Linked DNA regions of Homo sapiens: region 1 is linked to region 2. A link is a loop called in an ENCODE intact Hi-C map of the cell type or tissue named here. Cell type or tissue: dorsolateral prefrontal cortex. All regions are shown on one strand.

Evidence for each region. A loop is a pair of places that touch in the nucleus more often than their neighbours do. Peaks named below come from ENCODE experiments on the same cell type or tissue, not always from the same donor. Only the 100,000 strongest peaks of a DNase experiment are listed, where the experiment ranks them.
Region 1: it touches region 2 in a loop (1.9-fold over the local background); 1 of 110 quality-filtered maps calls a loop at or near these places.

The regions. Positions count from the first base shown.
Region 1 is chr9:118,092,379-118,097,378 of GRCh38, forward strand. All of the region lies in intron 3 of LOC105376247 (a long non-coding RNA gene), which reads left to right. Among named protein-coding and RNA genes, the nearest start is that of TLR4, 390 kb to the left of the region's middle. In dorsolateral prefrontal cortex, no CTCF peak of the experiment used is centred here; no DNase peak of the experiment used is centred here; H3K4me3 peaks cover 516 bases; H3K27ac peaks cover 2,009 bases.
Region 2 is chr9:117,982,752-117,987,751 of GRCh38, forward strand. No RefSeq gene overlaps it. Among named protein-coding and RNA genes, the nearest start is that of TLR4, 280 kb to the left of the region's middle. In dorsolateral prefrontal cortex, no CTCF peak of the experiment used is centred here; no DNase peak of the experiment used is centred here.

The DNA of each region.
Region 1 (5,000 bases), 110 kb after region 2:
CGCATCAAAGCAGAAAGCGTTAGAATGCAAGGCAGTTGGAGGAGAGAGAATCAACACATTTGTTTCTGCTTTCAACATTTTCTGGCATCAGAATAAACAAGGAATTTGCATTTAATGTAGGCAGAATATTCCACATGAGTTTGAATTAAAAAGTTCTGCCTCCTTCTTTGAAAATCAAACTACCCTTGGCCACATATCATGTAAGCACTTGAATACGTTTTTATGTGACTGTAAAATGGAAACAATAACAACAGCAATAATAATGTTAATAACAATGCTTACTTATGCCATAGAGTTTTCATGGATGTTAAAAAGTAAATGCATGGTTAAAAACCTTTCATTAATATTAATTATTAAACAAATGCTAACGTTTATTATTTGTTTTTGTTTTTTTTTTTTTTGAGACATAGTTTCACTCTTGTCACCCAGGCTGGACCGCAGTGGCACAATCTCGGCTCACTGCACCCTCCGCCTCCTGGGTTCAAGTGATTCTCCTGGCTCAGCCTCCTGAGTAGCTGGGACTATAGACGCACACCACCAAGCCTGGCTAATTTTTGTATTTTTAGTAAAGACAGAGTTTCACCATGTTGACCAGGCTGGTCTCAAACTCCTGAGCTCAGGTGATCTTTCTGTCTTGGCCTTCCAAAGTGCTGGAATTACAGGCTTGAGCCACCGTGCCTGGCCATATTTGTATTAGTGATAGCTACCTCTATTGAGCACTTACTATGTGCAGTAAATTTTATGTTTATGATTTACTTTTTCACATTGAGTTCTTAAATAGATAAAATTATCTCTATGCTACAGAATTAGGTACTAAGAGTCAAAATAATTATGGTATTAATATTAATTAATATTTTAATATTAGTAAATTTGAATATTAATTAATATTCAGTAAATTTCCCCCAAAGAGGATATAACATCTCTCATATAGTTTGGGGGTGATGTTCATTTCTTATAGCTGATTTTCATTCTCCCTTTGGTATCCTATAACTTAAACAATGAGCTCTATCTTCTGTTTCATGGAAGGGTAATGGAAAAAGGAAAGAAAACAAAAATATCGTGCATACACACATATACATACATATTCATATCAAAATAAAGAATATTTATAACTATTATAGTCCTCATCTTTGTGACTGTTTATGTGGTCAGATCTGGTATTTATAACTACCGTCTTTCACTACCCATTCCAAATTCCAACTGGAGAAATCACCTCAATTTCTTGTGATTTCCTGGGTAGTTGGGTGATCCAAACCTTGATTCCTGAAAGATCTGGACCACTAGCAGTTCTCCCTGAACTGGGTTCTTGCAACTTTTTTTGACTTTAGTCACGGACATGGGAATACTAAGAATTGCTGAGGGGTTCTCCTGCATTCCAAGCATATTCCTTCTTACACACGTTGTATAACAACTCAATTTCTCCTAGAGAGTCAGAAACAATCACTCCAGCCAATACAGTTACTCTATTCTTTGCTTGTTGATTAACTGGCACAATAAACCCAGAGCAGCCAGGTGACATTTTTAACTTCTAGCTGAATGACATCTTCGTTGGCAAAATCAAGGATTTTTTGTGCATTTTACCTGCTCATGTGTCATATTTTGTTTCTCATTCTTTGAGGCTCCTGGGACTTGTATATTTATACATTTAGAAGCAAGGAGAGGTAGTGAGGGTAGTTCCTAGGTAGAATCAGCAGTCTTTTGCAGACCATTACAATTTCTGCAGAAAGGGAGTTGCTTCTACTGTAAAGAAGCCTCCACAGAATTTAGGGGTTCAAAATCCCCAGCTTTATTGAAATATGCCCATCTGCCCCACTGCAAATTTCAAAGTCTTATTCTTTCCCAGTTAATGCCCAAATTTTAATAATAGAGACCTCCTGGGAGTTGGGGATTCAATTTACGTTGTAATTCAGTCCCCTGCAAGATTAGACTTTGGGCTTAGCTTTTGGAAGTCCCAACCCCGTGGTCACAGAAGATAAGGATTTTTGTATTGTTTTTTTAAGGTAGACATAGACAACTTCAGGTCTGTTACGTGGACCTTAGCTGGGATATTATCATTTTGTGTTTATCCTCCCTGCGACACACATATTTCCTGTATAGTTAGAAGAAACCAATCAACCCCATCGTATGCCTAATTTGACTAAAATATTCTCTGGCATCACATACTTAGTCACTCAGCGCCTTGCTTTCTATAGGCATTTGATTACACATATCTGCAGGTGATAATTTGCATAATTTGCATAACACTTTCACAACTGAATGACATAAATTACTAGTGTCTCTTTAACCACTGGAAAGGGCAGTGATTAGAACCTTTCAATCTAATCAGATCAGAACAAGCCAGATAACCCCAAACCAGTCCAGAAACCCTATCCTTAAGATATTATTTCTCTAGAATCTCTCTTGGTGACAAATTATATATCAGGTAGGGTTCAATCACAGAAGCAGAACTACAAGGACGTATTTGTTATAGGGATTTGACTCTGCCCCATTATAGGACTGGTTAAACAGTTTCTATAAGGCCATTGTCTCATGATAAAATAAATGTAAATTGAGAAGAGCAAGGACAAGCTGAAATCTTTGAGCACGAGATGAAATCCATGAGAATGATCTGAAATCCAGGTTGGTTCTCATCGCCTCCAACTAATAGTGTTCTGCAGGAGAAGCTGGTGACCTTTATCTCAGAGCTAAACACATACCAGAACAAAAAGTGGGAGAAGTTGAAGGAGGATGCAGGAAAAGGTAGAATAGTTGCAGCCTTGGTTGCTACCTTACACCAAGAAGGTAAACTGACAGATGACTGAGAACATGCGTAAGCTACTAAAGTACTTGCCCAGACTGTTGTTGGAGCATAAAACCCCAAATGGTCACTGCTTCTCTTCTGCTCTCCAAATTTCAAACGATTATGTCTTTTGCGGAAAATCCTAACCTAAAACATAGAGGGAAGGGGATTCTGGGAAAGTAATTCAGCCTGGATAACTTGACAAATTACAAAGCAACCACAAGTCCCACATTTGAGGTGATCCTTTTATTTATATAGAGGAAAACATCTAATTTTTTCAAATGTTTGCAACTTTATTTCGCAGTTAATAATCCATGGCCGGGAATAATTGTAGTATCTAAAGTTTGGTGGGCATTGACGTAAAGGCTCCAGAACAGATTAGGTGGAGAGATGCCAATGTGAGTCTAAATTACAAGGTTCAAATAAAATAGCATATACTAGCCTGTATCTCCAGTTATTTGGCATGAAATATGTACTCATCAAATATTACTTAGCTTCTACACTGATGAAATGTCTGCCCCAGCTCTTTCACTTCTAACTTTAAAAGTTGTGTTAATCCATGTATTTCTTTCTTTCTTTTTTTCTTTTTTTTTTTTTTTTTTTTTGAGACAGAGTCTCGCTGTCACCCAGGCTAGAGAGTAGTGGTGCAATCTTGGCTTACTGCGACCTCCGCCACCTGGGTTCAAGCGATTCTCTTCCCACAGCCTCCCAAGTAGCTGGGATTACAGGTGCCCGCCACCACACCCAGCTAATTTTGGTATTTTTAGTAGAGACGGGGTTTCGCCATGTTAGCCATGGTCGGCCAGGCTGGTCTTGAACTCCTGACCTCAGATGATCCACCTGTCTCGGCCTCCCAAAGTGCTGGGATTACAACTGTGAGCCACGTGCCTGGCTCATGTATTTCTTATTTATTGCTTGGCTTTCTTAGCCATCTTATGGGTCTCTGTTGACCTTCCGGGATTTGTGTGGTTATGAAAAGCAAAGCAAAACAAATCATTTGAAAGGGCAGTATACACTGAATAACATTTTATGAATGGAAAAACTGTTATAATTATCAAATTGTACTTGTTTCAAAGTTAATTTGATAACTAATTAAAAACCATCTGTATCTTATCAATGGAGAGACATTTCCTTTTGTAATCTGTTGGGATGACACTGAAAGGATGCAGCAAAGTAGTTGTTATTCTTATCTCTCTCAAAGAAATAGGGACACATGAAAGACACGTAATAAGCTTTACTATGTGAGGTAGCATATGAAAATGGATGACTAAATACTTCTTTAATCTTTGAAAGAGAGATAGAGGCCATGAGAACTAACAATTGCATTATGTTTCTATGGAACTCTTGTTTTTTTTCTTGTTGTTTTTCTTTTTTTCCTTAAAGCTACCAATGCCTGTGAAGTTCCCATCTGCTAGATACATTGAAAGCACTGGTTCTCCTTCATGCACCAAGAGAATAGGGTTTAAAGCTAAACAGGCATGGCTGGAAATACCTCTCCCACTAATTCAGTATCAGTGTGGTCTGAGTGGGCTCCAGACATAGACTGATTATCCATCCTGTCCATACTGTGAAAACTGGTCTTTACAGAGAGACAGATGTCTAGCTGCACATCTGATAGGATAAGTAACTCATGCAGGTGAGGCTGAATATCAGAAAGTATAAGAAAGGAAGCTATGCCCAATGTATACTTAAAAAAAAATAACTAGAACAGGTTGTTGAATGAATTCTTATTCAGTACCTAGCTGGCACTAGAAGTGATCAAAATAGAGATGGGTTCTCCTTTCAAGAAGTTTACCATCAATAAGGGAGAGGAGTCTGACCTTTCAGGAAAAACAAAGCAAAACAAGAATTCTTATTCTGGCTTGAGGTTTTATGTGGTAAGTGCAGACAATGCTAGATATTCTGGGCAGGGCTAGGAACAGTTATAAATCCGTGGTCAGAAGTGTGTTTTGCTCAACAAGCTCTGCTGTTTATTACTATGTACCCCTGAATTTCCTAACTTCAACAATGCTACCAGTAAACTCTCACAAAATTGTTTGTGAAATACAAACTTTCAAATATATAAGATTATATATTTGGTTATTTATTTATTTATTTATTTATTTATTTATTAGACAGAGGTTCACTCTGTCTCCCAGGCTGCATAGTGCAGTGGAGCGAACTCAGCTCACTGCAACCTCTGCCTCTCAGGTTCAAGGGATTCTCCTGCCTCAGGCTCCGG
Region 2 (5,000 bases):
CAGGAAGAAATTGTGAGAAATACACACTGTTTAGTAGGGCACACGCTCCCACCCACCTCCTATGAGGAATGAGGATTGGAGCTGAGAATACCTGCTCCCCTACTGTTCTTTCCACGTCTGAAACCTGTCCCATGTCTCCCCTGGGGAAAATAAAAGAATCTGAGATTTTCATAGAGAGGACAGACCGACGAGAGTGAGAGAGTAAGAAAGCAGAGAGAGAGAGAGAGAGAATCAAAAGAAAACAATAAGAAGAGAGATAATAATCAAGACAGAGAAAAGCAGGCAGAGAGAAAGAGAAGAGATAAAAAGCCAGAAAGAAAAGAAAATTCAAAGAAAAGAGGGAGAAAAAGATGGAGAAAGACATAGACATTAAAAAGAGGGAGTGAGAGAGAGGGGGGAGGGAGGGAGGGAGAGAGAGAGAGAGAAAACAAGGGTGAGGGAGAGAGATCACAATATAAAATAAAGAAAAGTAGAATCATTTAGATTTTTGGGAAAGATGGTAAGTGCTACTGTGAAGGGTCAAGGAAAATAATACTGTGTCAAAGTTGACATCAGATTAAATTAGAAAACTTGGGAGGAAATCATGGTAAAATTAAACCTAATGGTATAGAAAGAGGAGAAGAGAGGGAGGCACCAGACAGATGGTGATGAGGGCAGAGGGCAATGAGGAATTGAGGGAAAAAAAGCTAACAAAGGCATGGACATGAACTTAAAACTGGAGAAGAGAAGCTCCTGAAGTCTCTGGAAATGCTTGGGTCTGAGACCCGAGAAGCAGTGTAAAGAGAAAGTAAAGTCAAATACACACCCTGGAAGGTCTTTGGGCTTGGACGATGTGTTTAGCTGCATCATGGGGTAAGGAGAAAGGAGATCTGGACTCTGAGATTGGTCCTCTCATTCATGAACAGTGTGACCAGGGAACATTGATAAACACTGGGGAGCTTTGTTTCTTTATCTGTGAAAGGTGATGGAGAGCCTAGGTAGGCTGAAATGGTTTTGAAATCTTACAGCCGAGGTGGAGCATCCAAGATGGGTGGAAACTCAGGATGGGAGGAAGCTCAGGTTTGTAGACAACATGATAAACTTAGCTGTGACAAGAGCCCTCATGTCTGGAAAGCCCTCGCCAAAAAGGGCTTTGTAGTTGACACTGGAATAGTGGAAAGAAAGCTAGACTCTCTGCTTTGATCTCTGCCAGAAACTAGCTAGTCCCTTGACTGGTCTTTGCCTCTCTTTCCTCATGCATGCAATGTACATGTAGGTTTCTGTGTGGGGGTGAGGAGATGAGAGGTAGATGAGTTGAACCAAATTGTTTTTCTTTTTTTTATACACTTCAAGTTCTAGGGTACATGTGCACAAGGTGCAGGTTTGTTACATATGTATACATGTGCCATGTTGGTGTGATGCACCCATTAACTCATCATTTACATTAGGTATATCTCCTAATGCCTATTCAAATGCCTCTTGGGGCAAGGCAGCTTGTAGAGAGGCCAGGTGGGAACTGAGGAGAACTAGGAGTGTCATGCCCCTCCTCAAAGAGGTGGTTTATCTGACTGTTCCCAATAATGTAGGTTTATGAGAGTCAAACATTACGAGATCTTCTAATGTTTTCAAGAGAAGCTTGACTGCCTGATTTGCCTGCAAAATGCAATGGCTAAGCAAAGGCTCAGTGAGGATTTCAACCTAACAGAATATGACTGGAGCCACCAGGTTGCAGCACGCAACGTCAGGAATACATACTCCTTCAACATGGCTGTTCCATGTTCTCAGTTCTGGGATTCTATAATATAGGGAATGGTGAATTCTTAGGTAAGAAAATAAAAGACACAAAAGTAAATGATAGAGTGAGGGAAGGAGGGAAGATGGCTCATGCCATTTTCTCTTCTAGCTTTGATTTTGCTCCCATGTTTGACTGGTTTAATCCTCCCAATTTCAGTTCAAAGCTACTAGAAGCAGTGCCTCTTTAATGCCACTCACGTCCCCTTCTCTTCTATCCTTGTCTATGTCCTTTCCCTCCCACAGCCTCTCCCCAACCCCGTTTTTAAGTCCATCACTCTTTCTCATTCCATCCCTCTGCTTTTTGTCCTTGTTCCTCCAGACTTGGAGCCCTGGGGTGGCATCACCCCTGGTATCTGAAGGCAAGTGACTTTCTACTATATGAGAAGTTAAAAGTATTTCTGTGGTGGGGATATTTAATCATATGAATCCTTGATAGGAATAGTTCTTTTTATGTCTTCCAGTAATAAATCCAGACTGTATCTTATCACCGATCGCAGAAGAGAAGAAAATTAACCAGCTGAGAGTGTGACTAGAAATGAAACCCACAGAAAAGGGAGTGAAAAAGAGACCACTTTATCTATGTGCGCACAAAGTGTGGTAACACAGAATCAGTGAGCAATGGGGAAAAGCACTATTCTTGGGCACTCCTTCCTCATCAATCTGCAACACCTCTTAAAATGCTTGAGCTTTTTCCTTTTTCTAAAAATCATCTTATTTTTGCCCCTTTATCATTCTTACCCTACCTCCATGGAACTTTTTGATTATTACCCTCTTCTTGCTGAGAAAGATCTCCTTAATCATGTTTTCTTGTTTTCTCACTTTCTCTAGCTTCTGCTTCTCTCTCAAAAGGTTTTGTTGTTGCTTTTTGCTTCTCCACCAGATAGTACACTATGTACAGTCAGAGGAGTGTGTGCCTCATTCACCACTGTATCCTCTGTGTTTATGGTATGCATGGCACATAATGGGTACTCAGTATTCTGCCTAAATTTGTCTCACTGTCATACATACACAAGCAGAATAGGTACATTGATGAGCTTCTCGCCTTTCTCTCTCAGCTTATCAAGAACATACTGTACTTCTAAAAATGCTATATCTAATATACATGGCTTTCCCTTTCTAAGCCCTTTGAGGGTGGATTCCAAGCCCTACATTTCCTCTACTGCACTGGAACAGTTGTTAATTCATAACAGAGGCTCAGTTTTATACCAAATTTCCTGGGAGTAAAATTACTCGGATTCTAACCCAAGCTGTTAACCTCTCATCATCCATGTTTGCTTGACCAAGGTATTACAACTCTCTGAAGCTCAGTTTTCCCTTCTTCAACATGAAAGCCTAGAAAATTGATATGGTTTGGCTGTGTCTCCTCCCAAGTCTCATATTGAATGGTAGTTCCCATAACCTCCATGTGTCATGGGAGGGACCAGGTGGAGGTAATTGAATCATGGGGGTGGTTTTCCCCATGCTGTTCTCATGATAATGAGTGAGTCTCACAAGATCTTATGGTTTTATAAGCATCTGGCATTTCCCCTGCTGGCACTCATTCTCTCTTGCCTGCTGCTATGTAAGATGTGCTTTGCTCTTCCTTTGCCTTCCACCATGACTGTAAGGCCTCCCCAGTGATGTGGAACTGTGAATCCATTAAACCTCTTTTTCTTTATAAATTACCCATTCTTGGGTGTGTCTTTATCAGCAGCATGAGAACAAACTAGTACGATGACCTTTCAAATCTATTTGCATATTCAGGTTTTTTTTTTTTTTTTTTTTTTTTGGCTGGAGTGCAGTGGTGTGATCTCAGCTCACTGTAACCTCCACCTCCCTGGTTCAAGCAATTCTCCTGTCTCAGCCTCCCAAGTAGCTGGGACTATAGGTGCATGCCACCATGCTAGGCTAATTTTTGCATTTTTAGTAGACATGAGGTTTCACCATATTGGTCAGGCTGGTCTGGAACTCCTGACCTCTGGTGATCCACCCGCTTCGACCTCCCAAAGTGCTGGGAATACAGGCATGAGCCACTATGCCCAGCCCAGGTTTTCTAATTCTTTTTGAACAATTTTTAGTCTGAACTCTAGATAATTCCTTCCAAGAAAGCAAAAAGAACACGTGGCTCTGCTCCATTGTTCAAGAGTGTATTGTTCTTAGGACGAGGAAGAGAAAACAGGCCTAAATGCAATGCACTATTAAGTCATGATGTAACAGCAATCCCTCACATAAATATCTTACTGGGAAGAAACGCTGCCAGAAACAGCAGAGAAATTGGAACTGCGGAGAGATGTAGGAGCTGAAAAGACATCAGAAACCAAATCTACGGCCTCTCTCGAAGTCATGTTCCTGTCGTGGCATTCTGTCTTTCGCATAAAGTGAAACCTTAAACAACAAACCTTGACAATTTTATTCGGGATCAGACACTTTAGGATTGGACAAGAGCAGCTTGAGATGAGAAAGTATGAGTCCAAATTGGAGAAGAATTAAAAGTAAGTTATTTGGGTATGGGCAACATAAAGGAAACAGTGCTGAAAAGGAGATTGCAAGTTGGAGTTTCAGCCTCCATCACCCAACACCAGAGTACAAACCCTGCCTCTATCCTTATCTGCACTTCTGTAAAACTCTTTTTCTTTCCCATACATACATTTCTCTTTCTACTTTTCTTGTTTTGCTCTCCTCCTGTCTTGCAGAGACTTTGGCATGTTTATTTCTAATACTTGAAGAAAAGGAATTTTTTATTTCAGATGCATATTCTCCTTTACTGTCAACACACTTAAAAGAACATATTCAATACATCAAAGGTACCAACTAATTGCAGAAAAAAAATACAAAGTAGACAAATGCATCTTTTCAGATATGTTTTTCTTCTCTGATTAGAAAAAAAAGTGTATATAAGTATGCAATGATGCATTTAAAAACCTACATCTCTTCATTTACTTTTTCTTTCCCCAGTCAATATTATCTGTTTTCAAAGTGACACTTCTTGTGATAGCAAGAAATCAAAATCCATCCAAATGGGTAAAAAGGTAGTTTTTTTTTTATGGTCATACAATGGATTATTATATATCAACTAAAACAAACAATAAACAATAAACAACAATATGCACTGCTTTGACTTATAAACAATGCAAAATTTAATAAGATTTTACTCTGTTTTTTCCATCCTGCCCCAACTTTCCATTCCACCATAGCACTCAGCAGATCTTATGAGAAAAATCAGCCTAGCATTTGAGGCACTTCCAGAT